Regions from separate parts of the Mus musculus genome. Here all the other regions are linked to region 1. Evidence: chromatin loops called from intact Hi-C (ENCODE). Cell type or tissue: heart. All regions are shown on one strand. Region 1 holds the start of Ankrd11 (ankyrin repeat domain 11). Region 2 overlaps Ankrd11 (ankyrin repeat domain 11). Region 3 overlaps Ankrd11 (ankyrin repeat domain 11). Region 4 holds the start of Rpl13 (ribosomal protein L13).

What was found. Hi-C counts contacts between places; a loop is a spot of excess contacts. Peaks named below come from ENCODE experiments on the same cell type or tissue, not always from the same donor. Only the 100,000 strongest peaks of a DNase experiment are listed, where the experiment ranks them.
Region 2: it touches region 1 in a loop (1.9-fold over the local background); 8 of 42 quality-filtered maps call a loop at or near these places.
Region 3: it touches region 1 in a loop (3-fold over the local background); 6 of 42 quality-filtered maps call a loop at or near these places.
Region 4: it touches region 1 in a loop (7-fold over the local background); 8 of 42 quality-filtered maps call a loop at or near these places.

What each region holds. Positions count from the first base shown.
Region 1 is chr8:123,037,786-123,045,785 of GRCm38, reverse strand. Ankrd11 (ankyrin repeat domain 11) reads left to right here and starts at 3,502. Exons shown (of 13, transcript NM_001081379.2): 1 at 3,502-3,837. It overlaps 2810013P06Rik (RIKEN cDNA 2810013P06 gene), which reads right to left and starts at 3,211. Exons shown (of 1, transcript NR_045268.1): 1 at 1,184-3,211. In heart, CTCF peaks have their summits at 3,341 and 4,524; DNase peaks (open chromatin) are centred at 3,255, 4,375 and 4,555; H3K4me3 peaks cover 3,928 bases; H3K27ac peaks cover 3,728 bases.
Region 2 is chr8:122,922,457-122,930,456 of GRCm38, reverse strand. All of the region lies in intron 2 of Ankrd11 (ankyrin repeat domain 11), which reads left to right. Among named protein-coding and RNA genes, the nearest start is that of Gm39272, 7.3 kb to the left of the region's middle. In heart, a CTCF peak has its summit at 3,477 (motif pointing left); DNase peaks (open chromatin) are centred at 1,626 and 6,796; H3K4me3 peaks cover 654 bases; H3K27ac peaks cover 1,119 bases.
Region 3 is chr8:122,974,004-122,982,003 of GRCm38, reverse strand. It overlaps Ankrd11 (ankyrin repeat domain 11), which reads left to right. Exons shown (of 13, transcript NM_001081379.2): 2 at 7,212-7,275. Among named protein-coding and RNA genes, the nearest start is that of Gm24445, 4.9 kb to the left of the region's middle. In heart, no CTCF peak of the experiment used is centred here; no DNase peak of the experiment used is centred here.
Region 4 is chr8:123,098,432-123,106,431 of GRCm38, reverse strand. Rpl13 (ribosomal protein L13) reads right to left here and starts at 4,082. Exons shown (of 6, transcript NM_016738.5): 1 at 3,987-4,082; 2 at 3,670-3,779; 3 at 3,446-3,587; 4 at 3,076-3,249; 5 at 2,478-2,534; 6 at 1,188-1,388. The coding sequence starts at 3,773. The coding sequence ends at 1,230. Snord68 (small nucleolar RNA, C/D box 68) reads right to left here and starts at 3,374; the gene lies at 3,327-3,374. Mir7079 (microRNA 7079) reads right to left here and starts at 1,457; the gene lies at 1,389-1,457. In heart, CTCF peaks have their summits at 354 (motif pointing left) and 4,980 (motif pointing right); a DNase peak (open chromatin) is centred at 4,061; H3K4me3 peaks cover 2,803 bases; H3K27ac peaks cover 3,320 bases.

The DNA.
Region 1 (8,000 bases):
TGAGCCATCTCTCCAGCCCCCTCCGGCTTCTTTTTTAAGGGCGCAGATTCCAGTTAAGAGATATTTGATCTCAACTGGCCACAGGAGTGCCCTCCTATAATCAAGGGAGACTCATGAGTTTGGACTATCCAGAGCATTGGTCAACCTTGGGGGGCGAAACCCTTTTTTTTGGGGTGTGTATATGCGTCAAGTGACCCTTTCACAGGGATTGCCTAAAACTATCAGAAAACACAGATATTTACATTATAATTCATAACAGAAGCAACGCTAGTTATGAAGTAGCAACAAAATATTGTGATTGAGGGTAATCACACCATGAGGGACGGTTAAAGGGCCACAGCACTAATGCTTCCTATAAAGGTTGAGAACCACTGCTCTAGAGTTTGAGACCAGCCTCAATTATGGAGGGAGACTCTAGTTATCTGCCTCTAAGTGCTATCAGCCAGAGGTGTAAGCTTTAACACACAGCATACATCTTAGGCAAGCACACTATCAATGTTGTCGTGTCCCGCCGCCCCTCCCCCCCTGTGCAGCTGAGAGGCTGGTCTTGAGCTCCTGAGCCATCTGCTTCCAAGTGCTAGGACCACAGGTGTGTACCGCGAGGCCTGAATACAGACTCACTTTTTTTTTTTTTTTGGTTTTTCGAGACAGGGTTTCTCTGTATAGCCCTGGCTGTCCTGGAACTCACTCTGTAGACCAGGCTGGCCTCCAACTCAGAAATCTGCCTGCCTCTGCCTCCCTGTGGAGAGCCGTGCTGCGAGCAATCGCCATTATAAGATGGTGCTGGCCTCCGCTGTGCCTAACTAGTAAACAAGCCTTGTACACAGGTGGTGCGAGAGTGAACTCACTCCCAGTCACTCCCATTATCGGGGCATAATAGTGGGGTGATGGGCGAGCAACGAATGAGGAGCTGTCACGCCATATCAGGTGCTGAAACGTCACGCTGTGGGCTATAAAAGCGGCGCCATTTTCCCGGTTCGGGGTCTTCCTGAAGAAGTAAGCAATAAAGCTTTTGCCGTGGAAGATTCCAGTTTGTTGCGTCTTTCTTGCCGGTCAAGTGGGACGCAATACCTCCCAAGCAAAGGTGTGCGCCACCATGCCCGGCTCTAGCCCACTTTTTTAAAAAAACAAACAAAAAAATCTCTGGGCTGGGACAATGGCACAGCAGCAGGTAAAACATGAGTATTTTTAAAAAAGATTTATTAATGTATATGAGTACACTGTAGCTGTCCTCAGACACACCGGAACAGGGCATCAGAACTCACCAGAGATGGTTGTGAGCCACCATGTGGTTGCTGGGAACTGAACTCAGGACTTCTGGAAGAGCAGCTAGCGCTCGAGCCATCTCTCCAGCCCTGGAGTCTATGATCCTTGAAACATTAAAGTTCGAAGGAGAGAACTAACTCCACAAAGAGGTCCTCTGCCTTCCCACACAATATACACACAGTACACTCCAGCAGACAGCTTTTCTTTATGTAGGCGCTCATGTATTTTACAGGTTTCACATCCTCTTCGTCCCATGTTGATGAAATTGACACCATCTGTTGTTCCTGTTTACCCAGGAAAATAACCAAAAGTTGAAGTGTCCATGGTTACAAGGACAGCTACTCATCACAAAGCTGGAATTTTGAACAGGGGCAGGGCAGTTTTTATCATACCATGTCCTCTAAACTCTGTATTTGCTTCAAATAGGGAAGAAAGGTCACCTCTAAGGTCCCATCACTCCGGGATGTGCAATCCCATGATTTCATAATCTGTGCTCTGTAAAGACTTTGTTTATACAGACAAACAAAACAAAACACCCAAACCCTCTACAGAACTATTTCCAGGAAGGCCAGGGCTCCACAGAGAAAACTTGTCTCAAACAAACAAACAAAACCCCAAAAGTCAAAAACAAAACAAAACAAAGAAGTATAAATATTGATTTTAGTCACTTAGCTTTTCTGGTTCACAAATACACAGATGCTCTTTAAATAGGACAAGGCTGGAAGTTTGACTACTTAAAACTTTTTTTTTGTAGATTTTTTTCTGTGCAGAAGCGTATTTTTTTTCTGTGTATATGTATGTGTACTAGTGCATGTTTGGGGAGCCCCTAGACAATGTTAGATCTTCTAGAACAGGAGTTACAGATGCCGGGAATCGAACCCAGATCCTCTGGAAGAGCAGCCAGTGAGTGCTTTTGACCGACAGGTCATCTCCCCAGGTCCCATTTACTTTAAAAGATTTATATGTAGTCTATATGTGTGAGTACTCTACTCGGGTGTGAGTTCCTGAAAAGTCAGAAGATGTCAAGTCCTCTGAAGGTGGCTGTGAAGCTGTCTGAGGTGGGTGCCGAGAAGGGCAGCACGTGCTCTTAGCCGCCGAGCCATCTCTCCAGCCCTGGTTACTTGTTATTTTATATTTTATTATATTATGAAATTGGCTTTCACTGTGTAGCCCTAGCTGGCCCGGAACTCAGAGATCCAGCCTGCCTCTGCCTAAGTACCGGGATAAAAAGCCTATACCAACATATCAGACTCGTCACAATTACTTTATGCATTTTTCTGAGACAAAGGTTTCATGGAACTCAAATCTTGAACTCGAAATGTTCACAACAATGTACTCTGAGCTCCGGATACGCCTGTCTCGGTCACTACAGCGCTGGGATTCGAATTTTTAGCTCGTTTGCAAACCAAATCACTACTAACGCAAACCATCATTAAACTTTTTCCGCGTTCTGTAAATTCAAACAATCAGGCACATGACGATGCGACTTTGCTGCCTAGCTCTGAGGTTCGTCAACCTTTTTTTTTGTTGTTGTTGTTGTTTCATGAACCATCGCGGTGAAGTTCTGGAGCCGGGGAAGGGAGGCGGCTGAAGCGCGCGCGGTGTCTAAGGAAACCTCCGGGCAGAGTCTGGAGCTCACCACATCCCGGTTGCTAACGTGGCTCACGGGACTCGGAGCGAAGCGCAGTCCAGGAACACCTCCAGGAAAGAGCCGGATCGCGGGTGGGGGCCGAGGCCGCCTTTCTCCTTCGCGGCCATCATCCCGGCTGCCTTTGCTCCTGCAAGAGCCTCCTGCCGGCTAGAGACACACATTCTCGAAGCTCACACAGGCTCACAGGCGACACACGACCTCGCGTCCGCAGCGCAAGGCCAGCCGGTACAAGCCGGCTCCCACCTTCTGGCTCCTTCGACAACAACCTTGTTTCCAGACCGCGGCCTCATCACTTCCGGCACCGAGTAGGGCCAATCGTCGTGTCCCGTGGCAGGGAGGTCAGCCAATCCAGCGGCTTTCTCCGCCTGGGTCTCCTACGCACGGATGCCAATCATTCCCGGACGTCTCCCTAGCGCCGCCCCGTGCCTGTTACGGAAGCCGTCGGGCCGTCTGAGCCCTTTCACCCCGGCATCGCATTTCCTCTCCGACGTGACGTAAGCGGCCCCTGCCGCTCTGCGGGGCGGGCCAATGGCGGTGGCGGATACGGCGAGCCAATGGGCGGGAGGCTCTCATGCGGCCGGCGCCCGCCGCAGCCACCGCTGGGTCCTGGAGCCAGAGGCCGCCCGCGACAGAGCGCGATGGACCGAGGGCCCCAGCCGGGGAGGCGCCGCGGCGGAGTCCGCGGCCAGACGCCCCCGCAGTAGCGTCCGCGCGAGCGCCGCGGCCCCGCGTGAGCTCCTGCACGCCGAGGGCGGGCTTGCATCCCGCCGGCCCCGCACTCGCCGCAGCCTCCAGCCCGCGCGCCGACGCCGCCTTCCCGCCCGGGCCGCGCGGCCCGGGAAACGCGGCCGCGGGCTGCATGGGCAGCGCCCGCGCCCCGCCGCCGTTCCGCCGCGGAGCCGCGTCGCCCTCGGAGCCGGGTGAGAGGCGCCGGGGACCTGGGGGGTGGTGGTCGGGGAGGGCGTCGGGCGTTCCTGCGGCCTTGCGGCCTGCAGGCCTCCTCCGCTGCCCGCCGCCGCGGGTGCCCCGGGGCGGGCCGTGCGCCGCGAGAGGCCGGTCGGTGGGCCGCGGGGGTCCTGCGAGCGACCATGAGGGGCCGAGGGCGGGCTCCGAGGCCGGCCTCGGGGCGTCCCGGGGGTCGGGCGGCCGAGAGAGGCTAAGGAAGGGCTCCGGGGTGGGCTGTGGCGGCCGTGAGGACCGAGGGCGGGCCTTGAGCGAGGGTCGATGGTGCGTTAGTGGGTCCCGGGACGCTGTGAGGACGACGGCGGGCTCCCGGGAGTCCCTGGGGTCCTCAGTGGCGCGGGGCGCCGACCTCTGACCCTCGGGAGGGGCTCCGTCGCCGGGCTGGTGGTAGTTGTTATTCCCAGCGTCCCTATTATTATCGTGTTTTGAAATGGGAGCAGGCGGCCCTCGGGCTGCGAGCCGAGCCGGAGGGGGCGGGCGAGCCGGGGACCTGGAGCTGCGGGGTGCGGAGGCGCGCAGGCCCGAGTGGGGGCAGGAATGCGGGGCGGCGGGGGGCGTCTGGGGGAGGGGAAGGCGGGACTCGGGGGGGAGAGTGGGAGGAAAGCGGTGTAGGCGACGGCTGCAGGAGCAGCCTTTGGCCTCAAGGAACAATGTGAGACGTTGCCTGAAATGTTAATTTCCGTTCCTCATTTCATCATCCCCTGGCAAGGCGGTAGCTGCGAGAGTGTGTGTGCGTGTGTGTGTGTGTGTGTGTGCGTGTGTGTGTGTGCGCGCGCGCGCCCGTGTGTGTGTGTACGTGTGTGCAGGGTTGGCCCTGCCACATGGATCTAGCCCCTTCACAGACGGATGTGCGGTTCAGTTCCTATGTATGTGGCTTGGTGTGGAGTCTCATTTTTTTTCTCAAGGCCTTGTCTTTACCTGGTGCTCCTGTAGGTTTTTCTGTTTTTGTTATGTTTCTGGAAAGCTCGTCTGGGGTTTGGAAGACTGGTGAAGGTTAAGCTGGTTCACAGGAAGGCTGTATGCTCCGAAATCTAGTTACATGTGTATAGTTCTCATGTTTCACAGTGGTTTCTGCAGTCGTGAGAAGTTTTACACCCACTTGAGAAAACTGGGCAGTTTTACAAATTTTCCGGTAGAAAAATTTGGTTTTTGTACCTATTTGGTGAGTTTTCTGTGGTCCTTTGAACACTTTCCATTCAACACGTTCTTCCATTCAACTACTGAATAGAAGTGCACATTTGTACGTAAAATTTTACTTAGGCTGTTGGGTTGCCTATGAGGGATAAGGAGACTTAACTCAGCAAAGACTGTAGGTGATAATGGGTTGTGGAGAAAGCTATGGAAACAGTTACTGTGTTTTGCTGTGTGCAGTCCTAGTCAGTGGTATAATTTGGGTAGTTCCATGGTAGAGTCTCGGAGAATGGTACTTGTTGCCCTGAGACCTTTATTTCTTTTTGGAGCACTAGCTGCTCTGAAGACTAGAGTTCTGTCTGTGTCTTTTGAAATGATTGCACAAATACTCCAATGTCACTTTGCAGCTATACCTAAAACAAAAATGCCTTGCTTAACTTTGATTGTGACCCTTGGATTGGATCTCCATATAGCTGGTGTTTCCTCCCCCACACTCCATTCAGCTGTTGTTCTCCTTTCTGTAGTTTCACGCTTAAGAGCAGGATCTCCCGTGATAGGCTGGCCATCCTGAATGGAATGGGATGGGAGGGAACAAAGGCCAAGTTGCTATGACATTTTTCTCTTCTTTGTGCTTGCCTCGTGCATTCCTTGAAAAGCAACCCAAAAGATACCGCTAAATTTGACCTTAGCTTGATTCTTTTAGGAGTGTTTCTTTTTCTTGTCTTCCCTTTGTCCTCCTGTGGTAAACAATACACAGCAAAATTTGCCAGAAGTTCCCTTAAAGTGTCACCTAGTTTAGAATTCCTCTCTGACCAGTCTAACTTTCTACCAGCCTTTGAACCTGCATGTTTCTGTGAGATGCTTTTCTCTAGGTTAGCCATGTCAGTCCTGCTGCTCTGTCAGTCTTTCATCTCACTAAACCAGATGGGCTGCTGATGACTAGTGCCTGTCATATTAGCTATAATGCAGTGTTGGGTCAGTGACAAGAAGAACTTTCTACAAGTAGAGTTGAACTATGCTGCATGTATGTAAGAACATTTTTTTCTAGAAGCTTTGTGTGTGTGTGTGTGTGCCTTGGATACCTAAGTTCATCACATATAAGAGGAGGGTTGTTTTGCATATTGGCAGTGAGCCCACCATCAATTAAATGCCATAATTAGAAAGCATCAGTAAACGCTGGTTCAGAGAATAATCTGCATTTGTTGCCAAAATAAGTGTTTTGATCTGTCCATTACCCCATGTAAGTCCCTTCATCCCTCACATGGCAAGTGTAATGGGTGAGCTCCTCGTAATAGCGAGACACTTGCTAGTTAATAGGTGACAGTGATGATGCGTGGCGTGTCCACCCGCACACTGGGCCGCTTAGTACTGCTGCTTAGGCGGTGCTCGGAGACGGAGCATGGCACTGGTGATAACTTTAAACAAAAATCGAATGAACTCACATCACTAGGAGTTATTGTCTTGAAATGTTTTCAGTTTGTGTTCTCATTTGAATTTCAAATGGAATTTCTGTCCAATTCAGCTTTTTCAGTTTTGTCTTAAAGCTATATGAAAGAGAGTGTCAGTCCTCAGCTCCGGAACTCAGGCAGTTGGATAATTGGCATGGAAAATCTTTTAGGCTTAGAAAATGATCCACTTTAATGACTACTTCATTAATTCCTATAGATATTTTTATTAAGTGGCTTGTTTGTTTGGTAGATATTTGTGGTACCTCTTACGCTAGACTGAAATTCAGCTTTGTATTTAAATACAAAGCTGTTTTTGCTATTCTGTATTTTTAAATTATTATTTATCCTGTTCATTTTTTTCTTGTAGTTCATTTTTAAACACACCCAAACCATCTTTTTTTGACAGTCTCAAGTGGCCCATGCTGGCCTTGAACTTCTATTTAGCAGACTATAACCTTGAAATTCTAGTCTTCCTCTCATCATCACCAATGCTAGGATGTTGCAGGTATGCACTACCACCCAGGTTTCCTGAACACCAGCGCCCTCAAACAATAAAAAATATGATAGAACTACAAATACTGTTTTTATGATAAGCATCAAATTTACTATTGTGAGCTGGTGAATTCTTACAATACTAGTGCTTGAGGGGTTGGGTCAGGAGAAGGAGTTCAAGGTCATGGTTGTCTACATAGCAGTTATAGGCTGTTGTGAACTCAAGATTCTGTCTCAGAAAACCAAAACTAGGGCTTGTGAAATGGCTCATCCTGTAGTCATTTGCTCTCTCGTGCTGCCAAGCCTGATGACCTGACTTTGATCCCTAAGTCCTACACGGTAACAAGAACTGATTCCCTCAAGTTGTCCTTTGACTTTTGCATGCTTTGAATGGCACAGAGCCACAAGATAGATATGTAAATGTTCAAGGGAAAAAAAGCCCACAACCAACAAACCCAAGCCTTTAACAACCACCTCACAAACAAACAAACAAACAAACCCAGCAACAGCAAAAAAACAGACAACCTGATTCTGTGACAAACTTCTGTTGAGATGATTCTTTTTTAAAAAAAAAATAGTATTTATTTATTTATTTATTTATTTAATGTATAGGAGTACATCATAGTTGTCTTCAGACACACACCAGAAGAGGGCATCAGATCCCATTACAGATGGTTTTGTGGTTGCTGGGAATTGAACTCAGGACCTCTGGAAGAGCAGTCAGTGCTCTTAACCGCCATCTCTCCAGCCCGAGATTCTTTTTTTTTTTTTTAAAGATTTATTTTATGTACGTGAGTACACTGTTACTGTCTTCAGACACACCAGAAAAGGGCGTCAGATCCCTTTACAGATGGTTGTGAGCCACCATGTGGTTGCTGGGATTTGAACTCAGGTCCTCTAGAAGAGCAGTGAGTGCTTTTTTTTTTCCTTCGAGGCAGGGTTTCTCTGTTTTAGCCCTGGCTGTCCTGGAACTCACTCTGTAGACCAGGCTGGCCTGGAACTCAGAAATCCGCCTGCCTCTGCCTCCCAAGTGCTGGGATTAAAGGCGT
Region 2 (8,000 bases), 120 kb after region 1:
AAAATTGGTTTAGGGGAGAAGAAACAATAGTAGATGAGTGTGTGTGCTGAGCCTCAGCCATATGTTAGCTCTTACGGGTCGTACATTAGAGGGGTTTGAGTGCTCAATAGTTAAGAGCACTTGCTGTACAATCATGAGGATTTGGTTGGCTCTAAAAACCATGCAGCAAGCTGAGACTTGTTGTGACTGCAGCAGTGTAGGGGCAGAGGAGGGTGCCTGGGACTTGCCCAGCCCCAGCTTCAATGAGAGACCCTGTTTAGCAGAATATGATAAAGTGGAGCATCCATTCTATATCTTTTTTCTGGTGGTAGTGGGGAGCATGCCCCTTCTATAAATTGTGATCCCTTAGAGAACTCTGAGTGTCTCAGCAAGTGTTCAGTATAGGCTGTATACCCTGAAGTAAATCCTGAAGAAGTAATGCCCACAAAGCTGTGATGTCCACGAAGGAGTGGCCTGGCTAGTGAGAGCAAGAGCAAGCCGGCACAGAAAGCAAGCCTCTGCCTCTGTGTTGTCTTTTATACCGGCTGCCAGCAGAAGGTGTGGCCCAGATTAAAGGTGCATCTTCCCACCTCAAAGATCTGGATTAGAAGTAGGTCTTCCCACATCAAATGATTGAATTAGAGGGGAAAATCCTTCACATTCAGTTTTAGTTCATTCCAGATGTAGTCAGGCTGACAACCAAGAATAGCTGTCACAGTTCTTTTGTGGAAATCACAAGATATAATTCCTTCAGGTACCCTCTAGATTTCTGAAATAGTTGTAAAAATCCATGCTTTCATACTTACAAATATCATGTGGTTTTGGCACCTCAGACTTTAGATCTTTGGGATTTGTTTGCCTCAGAGTTGTTTTGGTTCTTAGTATGGCATTGGACTGTGGCGTGTGAAGGAGCTTCCAGTAGGCAGAAATGGACTGTGTGGCTATTGTGCATGCTGAGGCCTCCAGTCCTGGTTTTGGCTGCTGGATGTGGGTATGCCAGTTTTCCTCTGGGAGTCTCATTTCTCTCTATGAAGTAGTTCTATCCACATCATCTGGGGAAAAAAATGTAAGCATAAAACATTGTATAAGTAAGATATGGTTAATGCATTTGAAACCACAGAACTTATTTTCTATAATCAAATCAGATTATATGAACTGATATGTTTAGTGAAAATACAGATATTCAAATAAGCCTGTCTTTGTAAAAGTCACATTCTTGGGTCTGTATTCATTCCTAGCCTAGTGTTGTTAACTTCTGTCCAAAACCAAACTGCTAAAGTGTGAGAACACTCCTTGAAGATGCAGAACTCTCGACCAGCCCTGTCTGCCTGACTTCACTACAGCAATCTGGTATATGTGGCAGCCCACAGAACCCACCGTCTTCTTTAGAATCTAATGTGTTGTAGTGAGTCCTTGTGTGCTGTTGCTGAGCCGTTGCCGTGGGTGAGTCAGTTTTTGACCATGTTAGAAGTGACTGGGGAGACTGGATCAGCATAGAAACAAGGCTTCTGTATGGAATAGGAAGTAAAAGTCACCTCAGGACAGACATTTTAAACTTCCCCTTCTGTCTTAGAGCCTGAATGAAGTTGAGGCCAGCAATCCAGCAGCATCGGTAACTCGCACACTAGGGTCAGCTCCTGTCTTATTCCTGCCTGAGAGACTGCGGGAAGGCTCACTGATGAGCACCACACAAGGTAGGGGTGTGGTTCTGATCCTAGAGAGAACTAAACATTTCTGGCAGCAAACCAGCCATTGTTTTTGAAAACATGGGCAGAGGTTCACACAGGCAAGTTAACAGAATGACATTCTTCATGTGATGATGGATATATGCCTTCCAGTATTTTCTGTTCTGATAATTGACTTGAGAAAGCTTCTTTCTTCATAATTGCCAAAATTGGAAGCAGCCAAGATTCAGCAGGTGAATGGATAAACAGTGATGTGGCCAGACAATAGGATATTATTTCATTGCTAAAAACAACCCAGCTTTAATCACAGAGGAACCACACCTGTGCATTACAAAGCTAAAGAAACCCATCGTGGGGGCTCTGATGCCATGACTCTGCAGTTAAGTGCACTTGTGATGGAAGCTGATGACCCACATTGGATCTCCAGTACCCACAGCAGAAGGAAGGACTGCTGACCCTACGTGTGTGGAGTGGCACGTGTGTACACCTCCAACAGAAACACAAGACATTTACAAAGAAAAAAATTTCCTTCTTTCTTCCTTTCTCTCTCTCTCTCTCTCTCTCTCTCTCTCTCTCTCTCACCTGCCTGCCTGCCTGCCTGCCTGCCTTCCTTCCTTCCTTCCTTCCTTAAATAAATAAATAAATAAATAAATAAATAAGCTGTCTTGAAAAGGCAACATGATATAGGGTTCTAGTTCTGTAAATCCTGAGAAAAGCAAAACAGGTCCACGGCTGCCAGGCCAGGAGGACGCAGAGCAGATGGCCAGACCACAGAGGATGTTTAGAGCAGTGAAACTGGGCTATATGGTGTGTTATAATAGTGGATATAAATGACTGCATTTGAGAATTACAGGACGTTTAGCACTCAGTGTGAACCTGTTGTAAATAATGAACACTGGGCATTAGTAGTGATTGCTGGACCATGTAGAGGCTGTGTACCTTTGAGGTAAAGGTATGTGACAACTCTCTTTTATATTCAATATTCCTGGAAACTTAAGGCTGCTCTAACTAATGGATGGTTAATATGCTAAAAATAATACTGAACTAAAGCCCAGCAACAACTAGAGTTTGGACAACTCCACCGTGGTGGGTGGCCCTTTATCTTTGTGAAACAGCCCCAGATGACCTCTAGTAGTGTTGTGTGGGAAAGGGCAGGGATTCTCTTCTAGACAACATCATGTTCAGACTTTTTAGAACCTGTTGTGTAAACAAAACAGTGCTAGAGTTCTGCCAGAGAAGATGAGAGTAGGAAGAAACTGGAGCTTCTTCAGCAGTTACTTTGTTTATAAGCAAGCAGGGAAGGCAGCACTGGTCTCTGTTGTATATCATAGACTCCACCAGGAAAGCAGCACGAACAAAGCCAGGTGTCGTGACCACTAGTGGCTAAGGCCTCCATGTTGGGTCATCGCCTTTGGGAGCACTGTGCTCAGACACGCAACTCAGCCATGACTCTTCTGTTTGCCTGCCTGCCATGCTTTCTGTACCACAACCTCTCCAGAGTCATTGTACTTTATGGTTTATGGAGTACCTCTTTATTATGTGTCACTCCAAGAGACCATGATCCTGTCTTTATGTAAAGATTAAAAGCCGGGCTAGAGAAACTGCCCTCCCAGAGGTCCTGAGTTCAATTCCCAGCAACCACATGGTGGCTCACAACCATCTGTAATGGAATCCAGTGCCCTCTTCTGATGTGTCTGGAGACAGTGACAGCGCACTGACGTACATTAAATAAATAAAAGGACACCAGCTGCTGCTGCTCTGGAGGTCCCGAGCTCCATGCCCAGCACCACTTGGTAGCTCGCAGCAGTGGGACATGGCGCCCTCTTCTGTCACGCAGGCACACATGCAGGCAGAGTGCTCTTATACATAAATAAATAAACAAGTTAGAGATGAGGATGCCTGTAAGGCTGCTCACTCCTGGAAAGCACACACCATTATTGTCCCAGGGCTGTCTGTGGAGTGTAGAATGACGTTCTCTGAGACTTGGTTCTCCACTAGAGAGCTGTCCAGCCTTTCCAAAGTCTAAACAAGAGATGCTGTGATGTATAGGAGGAGGTGCCTTAGTAGGTCATAGGTCAGGAAGTGTGACACTGTCATTTTTTTCTGTGAATTGTCACAGTACAAAGTTTATAAACAAATTTGATTAGAAAAAAGAATCTTCTTGTAAGTGGTACTAAGAACACACTCTGTTTTCTGTCACTAAACAAGGAAAATGCCAAGTGGCTTTGTAGGGAGGGGCTTTGAAGTCTTCTGCTCTTGGGTCCACCCTGGAATGTCCAGACCTTAGCATGCCAGGATTCCTAAAGAACATACCAAGCTCTGAGACTGATAACCTCAGCTGAGGCAGATGGCAGTTCCTATCTGCTGTCCTCTCATCTCTACCTTGTCATTCCTAAGTTTACCATATCAGGGCTCTAAAGGGCATTCATTTGCTTGATGTCACGTGACATACTTAGAAGTTTCAGAATAATAATTGTAATGCAACCAGGAACACTACCATTCCTGCAAAGAGGAATTTGTGCGCTCTAATGCTCACGCACGCACATGTGTACATACGTACATGTGCTATTTTAGGTTTTGGGTTTTTTTCCCCTCTTCTTATCCACATAGCATGTGAGAGTTGGTTCATTCCTTTGTATTCATGAAGAGAAGGGAGGTGTGAACTGCCTGGAAGGGCGTGGTTGGGATAGCTGTTGGAGTTCCCCTGCTTTAATGGTCGTGAGCTTTGTGTCATAGGTCTTGCTCAGGAATACAGCTGAGTGCAGTGCTGTGCCCACGCTGCTAGTCTCACAGGGGCATGGTTTTGTGTGTGTGTCTGTGTGTGTGTCTGTGTGTGTGTCTGTGTGTGTGTGTGTGTCTGTGCATATGTGTGTCTGTGTTCAGATGCATCTAGAGGCCTGAGGGAAACATTGGGTATTTGCTACTCCAGCACAGCCCATCCTTTTCTTCCTTTTTAAAGAAAGGTCTCTCATTGACCTGGAACTGAACAAGTCAACTAGACCGACTAGCTAACAAGCCCCAGAAACCTGTGCATCCCTGTTTGCTTATCTGTCTGTCTGTCTAAGCATATGCCATGAGGATCAACCCCAAATCTTGGTGCTCAGAGGACAAGCACTTTGTAGACTGAGCTTTCTTCCCAGGAGCTCAAGTAGGGCAGGGTCCTGGAAGCAGAAACTGACAGCCAGATCGTGGAGGGTGCTGGCTTCCTTCTCATAGCTTCTTCCACCTGCTTTCTTAGAGAACCCAGTGTGGTCTGGGCTCTCCCTCACAGGGCTAGGGCCTCTGCTATCTATCACTAATTAAGAAAATGCTATATATACAACTGGATTTTATAGAGGCATTTTCTCAGTTTAAGTTCCCTCTAGCTGGTGTCAAGTTGAAATTAAACTAGCCATCTGTGTTCCTGTCCCCTCATCGGATTGCTTTTACTGTTTGTTTTTCACTGTGCTTATAGGCCTGCTCTCTGACCCTGGCTCTGGACATGGCCTGCCTTGTTCACACTTTATCTTTTCACCCTTACACCAAGTATTCCATAGAGCAGTAGGTTGAAAATGGAAGTGAGCTTTTTTTTTTTCTCTTTAGATTCTGCTTTGGGTGTCTAATTAATTAATCTAATTAAGAATTTTCCTTACCTCCAGTTTTCCTCTGAGAAAAGGATTTTCTCCTTTTACATTTTTTATTTTGTTTTGTTTTGTTTTGTTTTTGAGACAGGGTTTCTCTGTGTAGCCCTGGCTGTCCTGGAGCTCACTTTGTAGACCAGGCTGGCCTCGAACTCAGAAATTCTCCTGCCTCTGCCTCCCAAATGCTGGGATTAAAGGCGTGCGCCACCACACCCGGCTACATTTTTTTTTTTTTAAATCTCAGTACTTGTGAAACCAAGGCAGAAAGATTGTAGGTTTGAGGCTAGTCTAAGGTACATTGCAAACCTTGCCCCAGAAAACAAACTAATCAGACAAAAAAGTCTTTCTGCACTTAAATCTTGTGTTTTCATTTTGGTTGGACCCTTTTTTTTCTGCTCCCCTGATACTGATAGGTATGTAGAAACAGTGGGATTTTCTGCCGTGGACTTGTATGCTACTGTCCTGCTAAACTGTTATTTCCAGGACTTTTTGATGGATTCCTTGTGATTTTTTTTTTCTACATAGGCAGTTGAGTTGTCTGTAAATAGTAATTTGTTTTAATTGTTCTTCATGTATACAGTTCAGAATAGTATTATCTTCGAAGTGCGATGGAGGCAGGGAATAGGGAGATGGAGGAGGAGGATGTCTTTGCTGCCTCACCAACTGCAGAAAGAAACTGGTTAGCTCTCACTAGTGGTGGTTGTCTCGAGTGTGGTTGTCCTTGAAAGTGTTCCACAGACAATCTAGGCTACTCTTAGGGCTATTTTGCTGGGGGTTTCTTCATGAACACTGACTCTTGTCAGGTGAGTTTCTGTATGGATTTTACTGTTATGTGGCTTTTGTTCTATAGCAAGTGGATTACAGGGCTGTGGTGAGCGTCCCTCTTATGTCTGGGTTTCCTGTTACTGTAAGTAGTCCTCCACATCTCTGAGTAACTCAGACTATGGACTGCACCCGTCTTTCCGAACTTGCTGCTTCCCTTGGTATTAGAGACATTACCCCATGGTGCATCCGACCTCAGAATCCCATAGTGCTCAGGAGCAGTGTTCTGCCCGAGTTTCCCCTGCACACAACCTTAATGTCCTTGTTGATGTGTTTGTAGGCAGTGAGTTAAAGGGTGGCTGTGAAGTGATATCTCCTTAGGGCGGTCTGTCCTTTGCCTTCAGCGCAGTGGGGCTTCAGATCCACTGCCTCCTTCCAGCCCCCCCCCCCCCTCAGTTCCAGGTGCTCCTTGCTCCAGTGCTGTCTGCTGACTCACTCACTGCCCTTGGTCTGTTTTCTGTGCTTTCCTGAGATTACTATTTTTAGTCATTGCATCACACCTTTAACACACATGCCTGTATTTCTGTCTTTTCACATAATCTTTTCAGGTTCTTTCTGCTCTTCGTTTTATTCCCCAGTCCTCTAGCTCTTTGCAGAGCTGTCTTTCTGTCTTATCAAGGCTGAAAGGGACCTGTTTTGTTCCACAGTCACAGTGGCCCGTTGCATGCTTTGTACAGGCTTGACTCACTCTGAATGTCATGCAGTCTTGAATTGGGCTCATATTGTTTCCATGTGACTCTGGTTCCCAGTACAAACACGAGGTAACCAGCACAGGCACTGGGGCGGGGGGGGGGGGAGGTCTGGCTGCAGGGTCAGTACCCTCAGCTCCTCTACTCTCAGGCGTCCAGTGTGCTGTGTGCCACCTTCCAGCACTCCATACTTTCTGTTCTTTCATGCATGTTTACAGTGAAGTGTGATTAGCTAGCTAGCTTTTATCATGTTTGTTAATTAAGTGAAACACAGTTCTATAAAGTGAAAATCTTTTTTTTTCCACTCCAAACACTTGCATAACCTTTGTTTTAGCAGTCATTATAACCTAATGAGGTTATAACCTAGTGAGGTGGAAGCCAGGTTCCATTTGCATGGAGGTATTCAATTTGCTGTTGCTACAGAGGGTTAGGGCCATCTATCCGTAGCTTCCCAAAGTCTTTCTTAGTCCTGTGTGAGCACTAGCATGGCCTTAGCTCTTTCTCTTTTCTGTCTTCCTCATTTTGGTTAGTTCTGTCCAGCGTCATACTGTGGTTAATCACTTTACCAAACTTCTCATTTTTTTTCTTTAATTTTAGGAATAGTCATTTCTGTAATTTGAAAGTCTCCTCAAATTGCAGCTGTTCCCTTCCCTCTGCTGTCTAAAAGCTACTAATATAGGTATGCACCGCCATCCTTGGAGGTTAAAAAACTATCTGTGCGTGTTTTCTTAAGTGAAACCCTTTCTGTTTTACAGTTCTTTGGAGGTCTAGGGTGGTGGTGACGACAGACAGACTTGGTTATATTACAGGCTCCTTGATGTTCACTACTTTCTCACAGCCAGGGAGACCCCAGAGAGCTTAGTTTATATGGGAAAATCTATTAAAGTATTTAGTCTACTTGAAGATAGGAAAGTATTACACTTGAATAGCAAAGGATCTTTATTTACAAATTAATTACTTTACAAAATATCAGTAATAAAATTGTAGTGAAAAAGTAGCATTGCTTTCTGCATCTGCCGTCTCTGGCTGACTGGCTGGGGTGGGGAGGGCCTGCTTTTGATGTAGCTGTTTTGCTAGAGGTACGAAGAAAGCCTGACTCATTACAGACACACAGAGCAGGAATGAGGCTCCCAGGATTGCCATGTCTTCCTTGGCCATGACTGGGGTAGAGCCTATGCTCAGCCTCTTAAGTTTGCTCCTGCCCA
Region 3 (8,000 bases), 64 kb after region 1:
TTTTTTTTTTTTTTTTTTTTTTTAAATTTCTTTTCCTTGCAATAGAATTGGCAGGTTTTACAATCTCACTTTTGGCAGTAAGAAGGCACAGCTGTTGGCTTCTGGCTTGTAGGATTGCACAGACAGGAAGTTCAGGAAAAGAAGAGGCTGGATAGAGCAGTGTGCCCACACTCACGTGTGGTGTGTATGCGAGGAGGATGGGAAGCATGCGTTGACAGTGCTGGACATGGACATAGTTATTCAGAGCGGAGTTAAGCAGCATGGTTGGATCACAGTAGCTGATGAGGTTGCTAAGCAGAACGGTGGCAATGGGACATAGTTCAGAAGATCATGTAGGAGAGGAGATGAAGCACACACCTGAAGGAAACTGGGAGAGATTTCAGGGGAGCCTGGTGTGGATGGGAGGTGGTGTGTGACTAGTTACATGCATGTTTCAGAGCTAAGCTTTGAGTTTAGGCAGATTACTCGTACACTCGGAGCTTTCTTACGAGGAGGAGGAAGAGGGTACTCCGGTTAAGATGTCGTGTGAGAGACCTCGTGGCAGATATGAGGACCTGCCACTCACCAGCTTGCTCTCAAGTTTTCCTGGTACCTGAGTGCTCCATACTTTGGGTGTGTCAGTAACCAAGTCCGTTGTAGTAAGCACAATGAATGCAGACACGTAGTATGCATAGTTATACACGAGACCACCTTGCCTTTATTCCTGGTGTGGGTGCTAGGATCTGAACTCAGGTCCTTTGCAAGAGTAACATGTGCTCTTAGTCCTGAACCATCTCTCTAGCCCCCAAAGGATCTTTTTTTAAAGGGGAAAATAGTTTTGTCACATAAAGGAGAATCTTAAAATTTTAAAGTTGTTTTAGGGATAAGCAGAGTTTATAGATTAGAACTCCTATTTCCTTAGACATACCAACCATTTTCCATCTTTCTCTACTCTCAAGAAATTTAAGTCAGACTTTTTTTTTTTTTTTGCTTTATTGCTGTTTTACTCTTTGTGACTGTGATATAAGCATCTGTTTCTTTAATTTTTCTTTGAATTGGTAGCAGATGGCAACAAACTTGTATCTTGTAACTTGACTGGAGTCATTTTATAACTTTTGTTAGTTTTCTTCGGGTTCTGTACTGTCTCTGGTATGTGCTTTTCTCTTTGAATTCTTCAGTTTTTCATTTCTTTCTCCAAAATGAAGTTTCTAGCTAGGTAGTCCACTGAGGTTCAAGCTTTTGTTTGATTATTTATTTACTCATTTCAATCATTTTTTAAATATTTAAATGTGTGTGTGTGTGTGTGTGTGTGTGTGTGTGTGCGCGCGCGCGCGCGCGTGCGTGTGTGAGTGAGTGAATTTGTGTGAGATGTGTGTGAATGTCTATGGAAGCTAGACATTACCCTGGAGGTAGTTGTTAATCGCGTCACGTTGGTGCCAATTAGTAAACTTGGGTCCTTTGCAAGAGCAGTCAGTTTTCCACTTTATCACTGAGCCATCTCTTCAGCCCCCTTGTTCAAGTTTTAATGGAGCCTCACTGGTAGTAGGTTTTGTTTTCCTGTGGGTGCTTCCTTATGTGGTTTGTTATATTGCTTCTTAATCTGTCTTTCTGGAGCACCAAGAGAGGGGATTTGTAAGGAGCTCTGCGGATGACGCTTTGTAAAATGAGAGTCCTTACAGAGCTCTGCATGGTACTATTTCCTGTCTGATGGAAGAGGCTGTGCCCAACACACGGAACAGCTCCTCACATTGACACCGGGAACAACCCCAGCATGGACTCTTGCCACGTTACTATACCCACGACACTACTCAAGAAGTAATGAAGTTGGCAGTGAACAGCAAAGAAAACACACGTGGGCAAATGATCAAGGAGACATGTATTTGTGCTTACAGTTCTGAAAGTCCTAGATCATTGCCTCAGCCTCTGGCTTTTGATGTAGGGCCCACGCTGCTGGGACAAGAGGAAGTGTACAGATTCACGTGGTGGGGGAAAAGGACTAAAAGGGGACCTAACTCTATGAAGTCAGGATCTGTTGGCTACATTCCTGAGAGCTGCACCTTTGTGATTCACAAATGTACCAGGCTCCTTCCCCAGCATTGCTGTGTGAGTTAACTGAGCTTCAACCTGAGCTTCGGTGGGAAGGAACCAAGGCAAAGCTCTGCTAGGTATACGGCTGTGGGATTGTGTAGGTTTGAGAAGAGTTTGTGATAGTGGCCGTCTCTAGGCTGTCTGAAAAGTTGGTTTTATGTCTTTATTGTTAGAATGTGTGAGTGAAGTGTCAGAAAGGAGGAGAGATTTCCTATTCTTCCTCCTTCCAGCCTAGAGAGTTGCTTTGGAAGGAGTTTGTGGTGGATTTCTTGATTGACACTTGGTGCAGATTCAGACCTTGTGGTGTCTGGGCTGTCCTTTGTAGCTTCCATAACCTTGCAAGCTTCCTCCACGTAAGATGCTTGGGCTGCGCTGAGTCACTTTCTTTAGCTTGAGTTTGAATTGTATTGAAACATTTAGTTTTGCCTTTTTTTTTTTTCCTCCCTTTAGGTGAAGGAAACATTAAATTTAAAGGTGTGTGAGGAATTTTCTTCTTTTAACTTCTTTATCCTCCCAGGAGGGTGGGTGGGAAAGGGGAGGGGTTAGACTGAGACCGTCTTGCTTCTCTAGGAGGAGGCCAGGGTCAGTCCTAGGCATGACCCAGCACAGCTTGTTGGACTCTAGTGTTGTCAGGAAGGGAAGGAAACTCACTTGCCTGTGGATTTCTGTCCGAGAACTTCCGGCCATACAGGGTTTCTCCGAGTTCTCGTGGACTCCCTAAAGCCATAAGAATAGCTTTCATGTGCAAATATTGAGTTTCCAGAAAAAAGGGAGTCTCTGGATCTAGCTGGATTTGAGTCCCAGCCCCTCCAGCACTGACTGACTGTGTGACCTGCTGTATATTTTTCATAGACCCATGGTTCAGTTTTCTCATCTGTAAAGAAGGATAATCATGATGGCATAGTCTGTAGAGTTATTGAAATGAAACGCGTCAACATTAGATAGTCATGTGTATTTATACACGTACATTTTGACTCCGAGCTTGCACTTGGAGAATGATTTAGCACTCCCTGTACTTAACTGTTCAGCTCTACCAATGGTTTTTGTTTTATAAAACTGCCATCACAGCCAGGATCATGGCATTGATTGAACTTACTAGCCTTGGTCAGCTTGCTTGTTTTCCTTGTGCTCAGACATCTGTAAGGAAGGAGATTGACTTTTGTTCATTTGTTACTGTCTGGGGTTACAGAGAGCATTTCCACATCTTTTCTTTAATTTTTGAGAGCTACTCATGCATCTTTCATTTCTAAGACGTTATCATACAAAAGGTCATAGAAACAGGATAATAGACATTGTAACCCAAGGGACCAGGCAGAGTGGTGCATGTCTAACTTTATCATCCAGGAAGTGGAGTCAGGAGAACTGGGAGTTTAAGGCCATTCTAGGACTTTTTCTCAGTGTCAGACACGTGGGGATGTAAGCTTGGGTTTCCCATGATGGTATGGGAAGGGACAACCATATTACCCATGAGATTGGTCCCCACCTTTTGGGTTAGCTTCCTTCCCTTCGGACAGTGGTTCTCAACGTTCCTCATACACCACCCTTTAATACAGTTCCTCATGCTGTGGTGACCCCCAATCATAAAATTACTTTTTGTTGCTATTTCATAACTGTAATGTTGTTACTGTTGTGAATCGTAATGCAAATATCTCACATGCAACCCCCTGTGAAAGGGTCACAGCCCACAGATTGAGAAATACTATCTTAGGGGCTACTCCAGTGCCTGTACCAGTAGTCCTGCTCTTATGGTTGTCATCTCCTCTGAAACTGGAGTTAGGACAATTTGTGAGCCACCATGTGGGTGGTAGGAATTGAACCTGCGTCTTCTGTAAGAGCAGCTAGTACTCTAGTTCAACTTACTTATACTTGTTTTTAATAGCTTTAAGGCTTTAATTCGTAGCCTATAAAGAGATTTAAGGACAGACCAAGAAAGCTCACTTTATCTTTGTAACATTCACGTGGAACATCTTGCTTGGTACAGCAAAACCAAGCTAGATTTTTTTTTTTTTTTTTTACTATGTTGGGGAGCAAAAGTTGGAGATTGTGCTTGCGGACATTGCTTGTCCTCAGAGCCTCTCCTGCCCCAGGCGCTAAGGTTGCCTGGCTCAGCCCTGCTCACGCTCAGAGCTGGATCTCATCGTAAATGGGGTCGTGGCTTATGAGTAGGTGAGGTCTGTTGTGTTTTCCCTGTTCTATCCCCCCACCCCACCCCACCCCAGGTCTCAAGGCATTGCAGGGAGGTTTTTAAGTATGCAATAGAGGTTTTTTTATTTAGGTCATGAAGAGGGGAGTTGGAGTGGGGGGTAGGGACAGACTGACCAGCCATGGACACGTGGAGAGAAATGGGGGAAGGGAAAGAGGAGAGAAGGGACAGAGAAGGAAGAGTAAGAGAGTAAGAGCCATTCCGGGGAGATTGTGTAGTTTGTTCCATCATTTTGAAAGTTACTTCACCATTTTCCTATACTTTTTATGTGTAAAACGTAATGTTTCTTAAGTTTGAAATTGCCTTTAAAAATAATTGTATTGGCAATCTTACCATCTTCACAGCATATGACCCACTTTACCCAATTTCTCCTATGTACAGGAAGTGTGGACACTTTGTCATCTGTGTTTTAAAGTGACTTTTGCAAGACTGGATACAAGATATTCCTTGGTTTTGATACTGGACTTTGATTTTACCTTTAGACGAATACATTCTTCTATAAAATCATTTGCTGAATGAAAAGTTGTCTTTATACCTTTAATTAAAGCCCTAGTTGTGAAATACAGAAATAAACTATTTTAGTTCAGTCACAAACAGAAGTGTGATTACTCCTACAGTGGGGTGGGGGGCAGCATGCTGTTGCTTTAGGCTGTTGTTCTTCTCTCCCCTCTGCAGTTATTAGGAGGGAGACGAAGGTACCAGCTCCTGGCCGCCCCGGCCAGCACTCTACAGTGCTGGAGCTGCTGTGATCGCTGTGTGCATACTGAGTCCCACTGGCTCTTCCCGGCCATAAAGGGTTCTGGGCTTTCTTCTCATGTTCCACAGGAACTATTGTTTTGAATCTTGTAATGTTTTGTTGCTATTTTGAGCTCTTATTGTACACAGTAAATTCTATCTATTAAATTCCATATAGGTTTGAAAGATAACTATGGATACTCAACTGCTTCCCCCCCCCCCCACTCTTTTTAAATTAAAAAAAAAAAAATCTTCAAGCCCAGAAGACTAGGAAATTCAAGATCATGGTTCTGACAAATTCATTGTCTGATATTTATAGTGTTTGTAATTAACCTTTTGAATTGAAAATACTCAAGAAAAATTGCACACAGAAACCTTTCCTCATCATGGTAGCCTACACAATATTGTATAATAGTTGATTACATGATAATTATAGAAGCATTTTAATTGTTTGAGGAGGGGTACTTCTAGGTTTTATGCAAATAATTCTGCTCTTCCACATTTTCTTTCTCCTCCTCCTTCATATAAGGGACAGGAACATTCTAGAGTTAGATGTCTCTAGGGAATCTTGGATCCAGTCTCCACAGGTTCCTAAGGATGGTCCACTCCTTTAAGACCTGTTCTTTTTTTGCTCGTTGTTCAGATTTTTGAGAGTCACTAATGTTGATAAGACTTTTTTTAGTTTAATAGTTAGTAAGTTGGAGTTGGGCCTAGAGAAATGACTCAGCAGTTAAGAGTACTTGCTACTCTTACAGAGGTTCCAAGTGCAGTTCCTAGCGCCCACATGATGGCTCGAGCACAGCTGTCTGTAACTCCAGTTCAAAGGGATTGGATGCCCCTCTGCTCTCCAGAGACACCACGCATGTACATGGTGCACATACAGGCAAGACACTCATTTACATATAACATAGTAATACATAATTTTAAAATGTAGAGGAAACCTGTCTTCTGTGTAAAGTGAAGCAGGATAAGGCACTGGTTGTGGGTTAGGGACATCCCTATAACTTCTCCCAGAAGAATTTGCTCTGTGAACAGCTTTGCTGAGCCTCTTGGGCTTATACCACCATGGGCTTACCTTGTAGAGAGCACAGGCACATCCCAGCCACATTTGACCCCATAGAAAGTATGCAGGCACTCTCAAGTAGTAGGAAGAACACCAACTTAACTTTGGAAGGTTGCTGGAGTTGTCCCCTTCCTGCCTTTTCTTCTCTTTCTGTATATGGGTGTTTTGCCTACATGTATATCTGTGTACCATGTGCATGTCTGGTGCCTGCAGAGGCCATTAGAGGGCATTAGATTCCATGACCTAGCATTACAAACAATAAACCAACTTGTGGGTGCTGGAGATGTAACTCAGGTTCTGAAAAAGTAACACCTGATCCATTACTCCAGCTCCTGAACTCATCCTTTCTGAATTGGAATTTTTCAATTTTAAGAAAAGACTTCATGTAGGTCCATCCACGTGAGTCTTGAGTTTGTGATGTAGCCAAGGATGACCTTAAACTCTTGATTCTCTTGGCTCCACCTCCCAACTACTGGAGGCATGTACAGCTGGCTCTTGAAATACATTGTTGTGTCTTTGAGAATGGATTCCTCTTCAGATTTTGAGCATGAAAGTACATGCAATGGGGTGTACATGCTGGGTGATAGCTGACCAATGAACGCCCAGGAATATTCTGTACTGGACCTCAAGCATCGCCTTGTTTTGGGGATCATGCAAGGGACAGTGGAGAGGGGAGGATGGTCAGGAAGGAGGCAGTTGTAAGTTGGTTGGAAATATGATATACTGTAGAAGTTTCAACAAAAATCTCTTAGAGGATACAAAAATGTAAGACTTTGATAAGTAAGGGTTTGATGATTATGTTGTTTGGATTTCTGTTGAACTCCATCTAAGCTTGTCTTAAGGTGAAACGAGCCTAGTGCTGAGTCCTTGCCTAGGGGAGGAAAGGAAGACACACCAAGCCAGGCCATCAGTTAATCATGTTGGAGCTTTCCCTCATCCTGTCCTGTGAAGCCTTGCTTTGTAGTATTGAGAATAAACACTTGCTGCAAGGCAAACCACCAGATAGGAGCTCTTTATAAACCCAGACCAGCTAGAGAGGAACCTTTTTAACATTTTACTTGTTATATTATAGTTGGTCCAGGTAGAGAGATACAAGAAAATGGATTAGCCCTGACTTAATCTATTCTTCCTTTCTCCTTTCAGAGCATACTGCCCTGCTGGAGTTCATACCCATTCCTGAGCAACACTGGTTTTTGCCATGGAATCCGTGAGTACTGCTTCTTGCATTTGTTCTTGGGCCTGATTGAGGTTTGCTCAGGGTAGTGACTGCTGTCCTGGATTTTATTTAGAGAGGATGGTTGTGGAGTGCCTACCATGAAATCTCCTGGGGTCCATAAGTAGCATCTCTTGTGTCCTTGTGAGAGAGATTTTGTTGAAAAAATAGTAGATGGATGATCCTGTCTAGAAGATCACTTGTTTCTTCCACCATCTCTAAAGCTGCATCTGGAGGCCCAGCAGTTGCTGTTTGTTTAGTATTGTGTGCATGTTGTATTAACTGTTATCATGAAGAATAGAGTTGGAAATGGGCAGGACAGGTCTGTGGCTTGGGACCTGGCATCCTATGCTGCTGGTTTTGGGGACTTTATGATTTTCTGAGTGTGGTCAGTTGGGAGGAATGGGATCTTTGGCTGATATGTCCCAAACCTCCTGAGAGTGACTGGCATGTATTCTGAGAATAGGGACATCTCTCTCTATAAAGGCCTATCTGCCCTTGGGTCTCACCATTGTAGGTAGCTGCCATATTGTCTTTTCTAAAGGAAGATTTGATAACTGGCAAGAAAAAGTCTTGGCATGTTTTAAGATGTTCATGTCTTGTCCAGTTCTTAATGTTTTCAAGTTAGTAGCCCCCAAATGTTATCTTTCTGTGTTGTTAACAGACCTCCCCTCTACCTCTTTAATAAATTTCCTTACTCTTTTTTTTTTTTTTAAATC
Region 4 (8,000 bases), 61 kb before region 1:
GTCTGAAGTCAGCTACAGTCCACTTATTTAAATAAATTAAAAAAAAAAAAAAAAAAGACCAAAATGGTCCCTAGATGGTACTAAATGTTACTAGAGCTGATCTGTGTAAGTGGCCACAAATTCTAAGGATGTTCAATTGCACTCATAGCCTGGCATCAAGTTCTTCCCCTCACCTGGGGATGGAGAGATGGCTGGTGGGTGGTTAAGCACACTTGCTCTTGCAGAGGGCCAGACTTCCTGATGGTATCTTACGATTTTAAATCCTTCTCAGATTTGTACACAACACATATATCAAGGCCTAACACAAATAAATTTCACATTTACCATACCTGTACTAAAAACTTCTGCCCCCTTGTGGACATTCATATATGACCAAGTCTAGCACCATCCTAGGTTATCTTTTTTTTTTTTTGAGACAGGGTTTCTCTGTTTAGCCTTGAATGTCTCTGTAGACCAGGCTGGCCTCAAACTAAAAAATCCGCCTGCCTCTGCCTCCCAAGTGCTGGGATTAAAGGTGTGTGCCATCAATGCCTGGCCATCCTATATATCTTGTTCCTAGGGCACAGCATGGTGCCCTCGAACTGGTAGGCATGTTACCCCCGTTACTCTTCCAAGTAACTTCAATCCTTCAAACATGGGACCCATTTCCAGGGTGCTTTCTAGTGGTTTACTGCTTGGGGGACAAGGCAGGTATTGAAGAATGCTTGGGCCAAAAAGAAAAAACTTCAGGCCCCAAAACCTATCTCTGGGGCTCTCCTCTTTGTATGTAGTAAGAATGCCTCAGGCACCACAGGCACTGCACATGCAGGGTAATACAGGACTCCCATGGTTCTAAGTCACTGTCGGGGCAAACCTAATCCTGTCACACCAGGGAAGAGAGGGGCAAGTTACTACAAAATCCAGGCACCAGCCTTCCTCTGGGCTAAGTTAGAAGAGCCTGCTACAGCTACTGATACAGTAGACAGCGACCACCCCAAGGAAGACCCTGCTGAAGTTAATTTTAGGGCTGGGCTATGGCATTTACGACGTTTGAGCTCAGCAGCTGGTGTTAACAGCAGTCTCCCACCCACTCAGTTATAACTAAGGCCCAAAATGCTGAAACTCAATCACATCTCTTAGGAATACCTTCTAACTCAAACCTGCAACACACAACTATTGCTCAAGAAAAAAAGACAAAGAAACCCAGCTTTTGCTTTATGGAAAATTTATTGCAGCTCTCCAACACAGAATTATTTTTTCTTTTCAACATCTTGCTCTGCAGCTTCCTTCGCCCTTTTTGCTCGGATGCCAAAGAGTCGGGCATTGGCACGGGCCATTCGGAGACTGGCAAAAGCCTTAAAGTTCTTCTCTTCTTCTGTGATAACTCTGGCCTTTTCCTTTTTGTACACCTGGAAAGAGAACAGAAGTCAGGAGCCTACAGGACCTGTGCACAGGACTCACTGCCTCAGCCCTCCGGGCGCAGAACCACCCCCTGGGATAAGTAAATCCCCACTATTTGTCAGGTTGCGATGGGAGAATCCTGAGTCTTCGCCACCATAGACTACAAATTAAGTTCTAAACCAGCTTTGGCTTATATATGGAAATATATATTATAAAATTAGAGCCACAACCTCTGTAAGGCACATTCTGGTGAATTTATTAAAACTTGACACAGCCAAAGTGATGGCAGAAGAAAAAACTTCAATGAGAAAATTCCTTCATAAGATCGGGCTTGCCTTTAACCCTCAAAGCAGATGCAGGTGTGGGTTAGAGGCCAGCCTGGTTGGTGTACTGAGTTCCAGGACAGCAAAGGCTGCAGAGGAACACTGATGTCTCTTTCCCTCTTTGTGAGAGAGTTCTCATTTACGTGAGAGGGTGCAGGCCACCTTGCACAGGGCGACCCACCCTTGGCTGGAGGCTCTGGGTGCTTAGAGCAGCACCTAGCACGTCTCCCCCCCCATGGCCTCTGCATCAACTCCTGCCTCCAGGTTCCTGCCCCGACTTTCTCCAAGGTGCAAGTGTAAGCCAGAACTTGGTTTTAGTCATGGCACTTCTTCATAGCAACAGAAAGCCCAAGACACAAAGCCTGATCCCTTCAGAGAAGAACAAAATTACACTCCCAAGCACTCCAAACAAGTAGGGAATGCTAAGTTAGGGACCTGCGCATTTCTAAAAGGAACACAAGCCAGTCCTTTAAAATCTTGGCAGTTAGCCCATGGTGGTAATGAATGAATGCCTGTAAACCCAGCACTTGGGAGGCAGAGGCAGTCAATCTCTGAGTTCAAGGCCAGCCCAAAGCTACAGAGAATCTCTTTCTCTCAAAACAACAAAAAGTGCCCCCCCACCCCAAAGATTGGGAGGTTGTCCCCAAGGTAAGAGAACTTTCTTTCACCAGCCTGAAACCTTCACCAGTCTCTAATTAGTCTGTCACAACACACTTTTTTATCCCTGCCAATCTTGTCTATTACGGAGCTGAGCCTACAGCAGTGTCCACTTACATTCCGGATGGGCATCACAGGTCCTGTCAGCTGGGTGGCCAGCTTAAGTTCTTCAGCCTGTTTTAAGAGTAAGAAAAAGTTGAGTCCAGCTTCCATCTCATGCCTGTTACTTATAGACCCCATTATCACGGGGTCTGCTTTAGTTCCCAAGGATCAGGCTGCCTGGGCCTGCAGCACCTAGCATTTTCCGTCCCGGTGCGCTGGCTGACTACAGCTCCACTGAAGGAACAGAAGAAAGCCATCCTTACCCCACCCTCAGGAAGCCCACACTGACAAGAAACCCACCGATCCTTGTTACAAAACTCTTTACACTTCTGAATACCGAGATACTTTCTGTACCGAGATGCCCCTGAACGTCCTGGTAGGGTGAACGCTCTAGAACAGCATACCAGGCTCCAAGTCAATAGCTCCCAACACTAACAGACACTGGAAAGCCCAGGGACACCATAGTGGCTCCCACTGATCTGCACGCGTCACCGCCGCCCCCAGTACGCTCTAACCTCCCACTGCTGCACTCATGTCAACTCTGCAGAGCTGGATCCAAGAACACAGACTCTATCTACACTGAGCCGGACCTCTGCCGCCCCGCAGGACTTACAGAACTGTCTCCCTTCTTCGGAGCAGAAGGCTTCCTGGGGAACAGGATGAGCTTGGAGCGGTACTCCTTCAGGCGCTGCACGTTGGCCTGCAGTGACTCCGTGGACTTGTTTCGCCTCCTCGGGTCCACAGAGATGCCGATGGTGCGAGCCACTTTCTTGTGGATGCCAGCCACCTGTTCAGAAACAGAAACTGGTCACCCACCTCGCAGTCACCCCACCCCAAGCCGGCCCTGCCGAGAAAACTCGGTGTCATCAGATGGAAAAGGGTTCAAAAGTACTTTCATCAAGTCAGTACAGCGATTCCGGAGAATGTCATCATTCCACCGAGCCCGAGGGACCTGCCAAGGGACCTCGCCCTGCCGCACTCACCCTGAGCTCCTCCAGGCTGAAGCCCCTGCCAGCCCGGACCTTGGTGTGGTATCTCACTGTAGGGCACCTCACGATGGGCCTGATGGGGCCGGACGCGGGGCGAGGGGCGATGCGACGCGCTTTCGCCTGCCGGGCCTTGCGCCTGCAGGAAAAGCACAGCCGTCACCTCCTGCCCCACGCGCGTCCCCGCCCTGGAGCCCACGCGAGCCACGCGCGATCTATACCTGCGGATCTTGCGCGCCGGCTGGTTGAACCAAGTGTCCACTCGCTGCTGCCAATCCTTGTGGAAGTGGGGCTTCAGTATCATGCCATTCCGGCTGGGCGCCATGGCTGCCTAAGGCCGCGAGGGAGAGGAGGGCGGCGAGTCAAGGCCAGGGTCCCCAACCCCGTCCCGGGTCCTCCCGCCCCTGCCCTGGCTCCGTGCTGTCGGCGCCCGGGCTCCTCCATGGCTGTCCGTGCGGCCTCTCTTCGCCGATGACAGCGGATGGAGGGCGATGGAGCCCGATGGACCACGATGGGACCGGCGGCGGCAGAGACTCACCTCCTATACAGGAGAACGGCCGAGCGGAAAGGACCGGGCACCGCAAAGCACCCTGGGCTTGTAGGGAGTCCGGCCAATCTCAAACGCCAATCAAAATCAGGCGAAAGGGAAGTGACGTCACGCGAACCCGCCCGCCGGCGGACCATCGCCTTTCTAGCCGTCGGGTTGGTTATTCTCGCTGGTTCCTAACTTCGCAGTGTGGGTATCTCCGGCGTGCTCAGGGGCGCACCTATGAATTAAACCCCTAAAACTCTTTCTCCCTCCTAGATCCAGTGTTTTTTCCCCGTCCACCCAGGAAAATTTATTATAGATTTGCCTGGAATTTATGTTTCCCCAGAACTGAAGCACGCACCCCCATTCCAGACTTCCCCCCCCACTTTAAGATTTTTATTTATTTTTACTTTATTTGTATGAGTGTCTCCCTGGTTTCATGGCTGTGCGTCGGATCCCCTACTACCGGAGTTCCTGGGTGCTGAGAATTGAACTTCTGAAACAGCAAGCAGCCAGTGATCGTAACTACTGAGTCATTTCTCCAGCCCCAAACTCCCCCATTTACTTAGATAACTCCTTTAGCCCTGACTTAACTCCTCGGGGGGAAATCAGGTGTGACGAAATACAATACTGAATTCCTACCCACAGTAGCAGCGACAACAAAACAGCCAAGGCATACACTGGTCCTACACCTGTATGCCTATAACCTTTTTTCACTCCTCATTCCCAATTACCAGGTTTCTTCCTGATCAAAATTCCACTACAGAAGCTGTAGAAATGGCTCAGTAATTAAGAGGGCTATAAATTTAAAAATCCACATTATACCCGGGCCAGATATCACAGGACCATAATCATAATTCATCTAGAAAATGAGACAGGACAATAGCAATTTCAATGCTTTTTGAGCAACTTAAACCCTCTTTTCTTTTTTTTCTTCTCCTTTTTTTTTAAGATTTATTTTATTTATGTAAGTACACTGTAGCTGTCTTCAGACACACCAGAAGAGGGCATCAGACTCCATTACCGATGGTTGTGAGCCACCATGTAGTTGCTGGGAGTTGAACTCAGGACCTTTGGAAGAGCAGTCCGTGCTCTTAACCGCTGAACCATCTCTCCAGCCCAACCCTCTTTTCAAAATTAAAAAGGAAGGGCTGGCAAGACAGCTTAGAGGGTTGAAGGTACTTGCTGCCATTTTATTCCTGGGACCCACATGGTAGAAGAGAACCAAGCTCTACATGCTGAGCTCATCCATGATATATATATATTTTCTCTGTCTCTCTCTCACACACACACACACAAACACACACACACACATACCACACACGCGTGCGCGCGCGAAAATAATGTCATAATGAAGCAGGCTGAGGATGTAATTCTTGCCTATTGGATGAGAGGCTAAATTCAATCCTCAGTAGGGGGGAGCCATTTTTTTTGAGTGTGGGTGAAAAGGCCAGAAATTGATGTTGAACCATCTTCCCAGCCCAGAGAAAATGTCTGTGGAAGGAATGCCCAGATTCAAGGTGCACTTCTTTGAAACAGTGTTTTCTCAGACCTCTTTTGACATTCCCAAGTATCTGTCTCTTTCTACTCTCAAAGATGACATCCATGTCCACCACCAGCTTTTCGTTCAGGATGGACACGCTGCACCGGCACCTGAGTTCCAGCTCAAGCTGCAGTGCTGCGTGACATTGGTGGGCGTTAGAGCTCTGAAACTGCAACACTGCTTAGAATCAAATTAGGGGAGGGAAGGGAGGTTGTGATCTGAATTGTTCTCTGTTGCACAGGGTGGACACAGAAGGGAACAGTTATGCAAAGATGAGGCTAAGGCGGTTGTTCCTGCTCTAGCTTGAGCGCCAGTTCCTGGTCTCCTGGGCAGAGAACTCTGCAAACACCATTCCACCGGAAAGCTTCCTGGTGCCTGAGGCCGTGCTGTGCACGGGCTTGCATTCCTTTGCATGACTAGACTTAGCAGCTTATGGCTGTGGCCTGCTCTTCATTTTCCGGCAAGCTGCTCCAGGAACCCCTCCCTTCCCTGTGGGTACTTACTGAATTCTGGGTGTTTGGGAGTGTCAGAAAACTCTTGCCTAATCCCTCACCACATCTTTTCTTTTTTTTTTTTTTTTTTTTTTGGTTTTTCGAGACAAGGTTTCTCTGTGTAGCCCTGGCGGTCCTGGCTCACTCTGTAGACCAGACTGGCCTGGAACTCAGAGATCCACCTGCCTCTGCCAGTAATAAACTTTCTTCCATTCATAATCTGGAACTCTTTTAGTCACATAACCTTGATTTTTTGATTTTTAAAGATTATTAACTTAGGGCTGGAGAAATGGCTCAGTGGTTAAAAGCACTGACTGCTCTTCCAGAGGTCTCGGGTTCAATTCCCAGCAACCACATGGTGGCTCACAACCATTTGTAATGGGATCTGATGCCTTTTTCTGGTGTGTCTGAAGACAGCGACAGTGTATGCACACACATTAAAGAAATCTTTTTTGTTTTTTAAAAAAGGATTACTAACTTACTATTTATGTGTGTGAGCCTGCAGGAGTTGTGTGTGCCGAGCTCAGAGGCCAGAAGAGCACTGGATCCCTCACTAAGTGCTCCTTTTTTTTTTTCTTTTTTGTTTTTTCGAGACAGGGTTTCTCTGTGTAGCCCTGGCTGTCCTGGAACCCACTCTGTAGACCAGGCTGGCTTTGAACTCAGAAATCTGCCTGCCTCTGCCTCCAGAGTGCTGGGATTAAAGGTGTGTGCCACCACTGCCTGGCTCTTCACCACTAAGCCACACCTTTTATCAAGTGGCACAGTGTTTCTGGATTTGGTGGTACACACAGCCCAGCACCCAGAAGAGAGAAAGAAGAGGATCACTGCAAGCTTCATGACAGCCAGAGCTCCATAACCAGGACCTGACCATCAAAAAAAAACAAAACAAAAACAAAAAGTAGGGCTAAGAAGACAGTTCAGTGTTTAAGAGCATTTACTTGTTCTTGCAAAGGGCCTGCGTTTGATGACCAACACCAACAAGGTGGTCACAGCCATAGCTGAAGTTCTAGGGGATCCAGTGTTCTCGTCTGACCTCTAAGCATTTGCATAGTCTACCAAGCATATACATGTGATATATATACATACCAAGCATATACGTGTGGTATATATATATACACGCATGAAGGCCAAACATTTATACACAATACTAAAAAAAAAAAATCTGTCAAGCGGTGGTGGCGCACACCTTTAATCCCAGCACTTGGGAGGCAGAGGCAGGCAGATTTTTGAGTTGAGGCCAGCCTGGTCTACAAAGTGAGTTCCAGGACAGCCAGGGCTATACAGAGAAACCCTGTCTTGAAAAACCAAAAAAAAAAAAAAAAAAAAAGAGTTCTTGAAACATTAAATAGTGCTCACAAACATTAAAATTAAACCTAATACTGCTGCTTGACATCTTTTGTTTACTAAGGCTTTGAAATTAAAGTTTTTAAAATAAAAATCTATAAAAAGAAAAATTATATGCATACAAAAGGTAGGCAGATTGGACTGTTTCAATGGTGAACAGTTTTTACATTTATTTATTATTAGTCTTTTATTTATCTTAGAAATAGCATCTCATTATATAGTTCTGATTGGTGTGGAACTCTGTAGGTCAACTAAGTAGGGCGCAAAACTCATCAAGATCTGCCTGCTTCTGCCTCCCAAGTGCTGGGCTTAAAGGCTTGTGCCACCAGCCTGGCCTGCTTATCTTGTGTGTGTGGATCTGGGCATGTGTGTGTCTCGGCATGGTCTGGTCAGAGGACAACTATAGCAGCCCAGTGACTGAACTCAGGTTACTTGGTCTGCAGCATTATCTTGCCTGCTCAAGACCCTGCTTTAGAGAAATTAAAACCTAATTACATGCTAATCTTTGGTTAAAAACTAGAACTCAAACTCAGAATGTTCTTACAAACCCCTTCACACACACACACACACACACACACACACACACACACACACACACCCCGCCCCCCGCTGCTGCTGGCCCTGCAGCCCCTTCCCACTGCCAGC